2 separate regions of the Homo sapiens genome follow, and region 2 is linked to region 1. The links are chromatin loops, found by intact Hi-C in ENCODE. Cell type or tissue: MCF 10A. All regions are shown on one strand. Region 1 overlaps ZNF365 (zinc finger protein 365). Region 2 has its middle 59 kb from the start of ZNF365.

Evidence for each region. Hi-C counts contacts between places; a loop is a spot of excess contacts. Peaks named below come from ENCODE experiments on the same cell type or tissue, not always from the same donor. Only the 100,000 strongest peaks of a DNase experiment are listed, where the experiment ranks them.
Region 2: a loop joins it to region 1, with 2.5 times the contacts of the local background. A loop is called at or near these places in 8 of 110 quality-filtered maps.

What each region holds. Positions count from the first base shown.
Region 1 is chr10:62,382,989-62,385,488 of GRCh38, forward strand. The region is part of intron 2 of ZNF365 (zinc finger protein 365); the gene reads left to right. Among named protein-coding and RNA genes, the nearest start is that of ZNF365, 9.9 kb to the left of the region's middle. RefSeq lists an enhancer at 628-1,827. In MCF 10A, no CTCF peak of the experiment used is centred here; a DNase peak (open chromatin) is centred at 1,283.
Region 2 is chr10:62,431,895-62,434,394 of GRCh38, forward strand. It overlaps a transcript of ZNF365 not described here. Among named protein-coding and RNA genes, the nearest start is that of ZNF365, 59 kb to the left of the region's middle. In MCF 10A, no CTCF peak of the experiment used is centred here; a DNase peak (open chromatin) is centred at 1,427.

The DNA.
Region 1 (2,500 bases):
GAGAGGCATCAGTTTTAGATCCCACCCCCTACTCCTGTAGGAGGTACCCGTAGGTTACTCATTGGTTTTATGCCCCAGTACTTGTCTGGAAAAAGGAAAAAAGAAACTTAAGGATCTCTGTGTTGGTTAATGATTTTCGAGTAGAGATATAGTTGCACATTTCATGCATTCAGCAGAAATGCATTAATCCTGTATTGTGTGCTGGGCTCAGGTTAGGTACAGGGGGTACTTGCAGACAGTGAAGGAGCACACAAGGTCCCTGAACTCACTGATTTTATGGTCAAATGGGGAAATGGCACACTGGTTCATTGTGATGTGCATGGTGATAAGGTACAAACTTCTGTGGAAAACACAGTAGGCCATGTCATGTACACCTGGGCATGTGTCTGAGAATACTCCCTGGCAAGAGAGTCTGAGGTTAGAGGAATAGTTAATTGATAATTAATTGTGGGGGCTTGGGAAGAGGAGGAGGAATGACCCTGGCAGAGGGAACAGCATATCCAAAAGTAAGTGTGGCTCAGTGCAAAAATGAAGGAAGTTAAAATAGACATAAGAAATGGTTTGTTGATAGTAGATTATAATACATGATAGGATCAACGTGTTGTCACTCATTAAAATGCATAGTTCAATGCCTGTGCAAAATTGCAGTGAGCACCACAGTGCGTGAACGCATATTTCCATTACTCTCTGCACATGCTTCTAGGGTGTATTGGTCACATGATAGCATGTCTTTGATTTTTCTGAATTAACCTGTCTTTAACCCATCTCAGAAGAAGTAACTGAGAGGATTCCATCTGTAAAAAATGAAATAATATTATCTATTTTTCAGACCATATGGTCATCCTGTAAATTAATGAACGCATGTGTGAATGGATATAACTGAAGGTTTGGCTCTCTGGAAAGGGCTTTTTCCCTCATTGCTCCTCTTCTACTGTGTTGGTTTCTGGATACCTATCCATCTGACAGATTTCCAGATCTGGAAATCATTCTGCATAATAATGAGCTTCAAGGTCAGTTTCTTATATTGTACTGGTATTTTTTTTTTTAGTGTCAAATATTGCTTTAAATAAGCATGTTTTCTACTGAAGCCTAAAACCTCTGATTTAATAATATTTGGCCTTTTTTTTTTTTTTTAAATAAAGAAGAAGTCGAAGATGGGGCCGGAAGTGGCTTAGAACCAGTTAAATTTCCCCAACACTGGTCTGCACCCACACCCTGATTGAGTTTCACTCAGGTTGGCCCTTATCTTCTCATCTGGCCTTCCAGCTTTCACACTGTATTCTGAGTCACAGGGTTGAGAACCAGAAATAAAACCACACAAGTCTTCTACTGTTCTGTCCGATAGCATCATATTATTCTTCTTCTTAGTCACTTTTAACTAGCTTTGTAATTACGTGTTTATTTCGGTATTTCCTTCTTTCATTGTTTGACTCTCTCACTACATGTATCCATTATATGCTAACGTAAATAACATATTTTTATGAAAAATAACTGTTTTCCCAAAAATAATTTAGTGAAAAGAGCGGTATTGTTTTAAAAGTTTATGTGTGGCTTCATAGAAGGCAGCTGGACTTTGGTAGTTCCACATTCAGTCTGTTGCAAATTTGTTGTTTTGGTTGAAACAGATGAAGAAAATCTAGTCTCCCACAGATACATAGTAGGAAATGGAGGGGTATTTTAATAGCCTTCTCAGATAATCATGGATATTTTGCTTTGATGCTGTGCCAAATGTGACAGTTGGTAGTTTCTTAAAGAGTCATTGCAATGTGGGATCTGAAACCATATCAGTGAACATTTTGTACTTTCTTACGTTGAAATCTATTGGTCTGTCTTGCACTTTGAATGGATATTTTATTGTTTGGAGTGTAATTATGAAAGAGGTTACAAATGCAATGTGTTTAACCCCTTTTCTTTTCCATTCAGAAAAACCCCAAGATTCTTTGGGGAAATAAGAGGTGGTTCTGGATATTCATCCAGACTGAACAGGATGTGAATGAACGGTGGATCTGAGATGTACACACATGATATTCCACAATTAGTCACTTGGTTTTGATCCCTTTTTCATCTAACAAAGATACCCTACACAATCTCAGTATGATGAACTTCTCCAGTCTTTCTCTTGTGTTTAACCTGTCTTTTAAAACAAAATCATAGGATACCATCAAGCTTGTTTTAACTGTTTTTTTCCACCCTAGTTGATGTAATACATCTACAAACTGAAATTAGGTTAGCAGTTTGTGCCAGGTTGGTTGAAAAATACAGAAGGTATTAACTTCTCAGCTTCAGGGCACAAGATAATTGGTTGAGAGAAGTTAGAAAAAAGATCCTTCTTTTCTGTGACATGGCATAACATTCCAGGAGCGTATTAAAATTAATATTAAAAATTAATATCAGCATTAATATTAATTTTTAAAAGTTTCATGTAGAAACAGTGGCAAAATATGTGATTGAAAAATACAGCCACAATCATAAAAGGTGTTGCATTCAAATTTGTTCTCTT
Region 2 (2,500 bases), 49 kb after region 1:
ACTCCAATAGTGATATTGAGATCCAAAACTGACAAAGGCAGGGTTTGGTATTGAAAGAAGAATGAGAGACCTGAGGTAACTTACAGTTGGTCACAAAAACATACTGTGAGCATGGGCAAATCACTTTTTGGGATCCCAGCTTTCACATCTGTAAAAATAAAGTGTTGGAAGATGTTTAAGCTATTTTTTAGTCTGGTTTACTGTGATTTGTCTGCCACTTGAGACTTCCAGCAGTATTGTTCATGAGTGGATGCAGGTTAAACCTGCAAGCCGTGGCCCTGTGAACATGGGCTCTGGAGGTGAGGGGTCCAGCCTTTGTCCGGATTAGCATTGCTGGGAGCTGAGGGGCAAATAAGATATTTTAGGAGAGCAGTTTTTAGGAGAGCAGTTTCTTGTTTCCCATATTGTCTCCATCATTTGGTCCCAGACATTTTACTCATGTGCTTCAGAAGTAATTTGAGCCAATACTTTGTTAATTCAACCCTGAATTCAATCTTCCATAGCAGGAAGCAACCTTAGGAATGACAGCAGGTCAGGGCTGCTCCTATAGTTTGAGGGACTTCTGTTTTTCTGTCTTGGAGTCTGATTTCCAGGAAGAATTTCACTGAAATGGGTACCTTAGTATTTACAAACCTAGCACAGATGGATTGACCATTGACATTTCCTGGGTTCTTTTTCTAAGCCCCTTACTTAAACAATTAATACCTTGAAATCTTTTAAAAGACCACTGCCTTTTAAGACCATTGTGAGTATATTAATACCTCCATATTTTCAGTTTAGCCTGATGTTGGGTAAAATGTAAATGCACAACAAATGATAGCAACTATTACCATTATTATAATGACAGAAGACGGGCAATTTTGCAAGAGCCAATTAGGATAAGTATCAGGCCCTAAAAGATTTCCAAATATATCAGTAAGATTGATGAAAATCAGGAAGAAGACCACTTCTTTATCTCAAATAATATGAAAAAGTTTCAGTCCCCAGAATATTCTCTTGAAAGCCCTAAAATGTACATGGAGATCTTTCCCAGTAAACCCAAATTAGGCATTAACTCCTCTCACTTTTCATTTATCATGAGATTTAACAAACTTAAGGATTTGTCCACAGCAAAACCACTCCACACTTTGGGTTTTCCCTAAAAACTCAGATTATCAGGGAAATCAAACCAAAAGGAACTTCAAATTCATCCTAGATCATGGACTGTTCCTTGTAGAACCTACTGCTTGATATGAAGTTTGATTTGGATTTGTTTGAACAGGAATAAAAACTGAGGTAAAGGAAAGGCTACAATAACTCCAATAGAAGTAATGAGTTACTAAACAGTTTAATGAGTTTTGGAGGCCCCTGAAATTTGGGTTCCTGAAATGAATTCTCTCAGACAGTAGACAAATGACTCACCAACTTTGGCCATCGAGGCGGGCTGAGTCATCTAAAGTCAGCTGAATCACCTGCTTTCAGCTCTGTTTTATAAGAATTGGGGCTGGCTGGATATTTCTGTCCCTCTGATTGCAAGTATTAAGCATTTAAAAAAACAGAGAATATGATGTCCTTCTTAGGAAAACCACACAAATTGCTCATGCACAGATGGACTGCATTAGTGAAAACAGATTAGTAATTGCTTTTAGTTCCTGATGATGAAAAAGTGGCTCTGAACACCTACCTCGCTGGATTCTTTACTCACCAGATAAACCAAGTGATACTTGATGACGATCCAGATTTGGATTTAAGAAGCAGAAGGTCAACTCCACAGAGCTCCAAGTCAGGTTGAGAGCATCCTGAGATGGCATCGGTAGAGCTTGCCTTTAAATCCTGGACCCCAATCCAGGCCAAACACACATTATGATTGGAGTTAAAAAAAATGTTTTCACAACAAGGAAATATTGAAATAAGTCAGCTAACATTTTCATTTGGAAATACAGAGGAAGTTAAGGCGTTTTGGGGGTGCTTAGTTTCCTTGTGTGTATTTTTATAGTTTTTTAGTGGGATGGAGATTTAGTGGAGGCAGGCTGGTACAAGGGAAAGAATCCAGGTCCAGGAACTGAAGATTCTTAGTGAGCTGTGTGACCCAGATGTACTTTCAGGGCTTTCTCAGACTTAGTTTCTTCTGCTAGTAAATGAAAATGTGTGTGTTAGTGTTTCCTAAACCTGCTTGAACATAAGGATCACCTGGGGCACGTGTTAAAAAAATCTGAATGCACTTGGCCTCACCCAAACCTGTCGGAATCCGAATCAGCAGGGTGAGGCCTGAGAATTGATATTTTAACCAGCACCTTGGGTGATTTTTTTGTTCAGACAAGTTTGGGAAACATTGAATTAGATAATCAGTAAGATATGCTTCGGGTCTAAGATTGCTCAGTGGTGCTTCAACACAGCAAACCTTATTTTTTTTTTCTCCCTGTAAATTGGAGAAACAACAATCAAATGAAAAACAAATCAACTGATGGGTGGAGAGGTTTTGGTGGGGCTAATGTGCAACTTTATCACAATGCTTACAAAC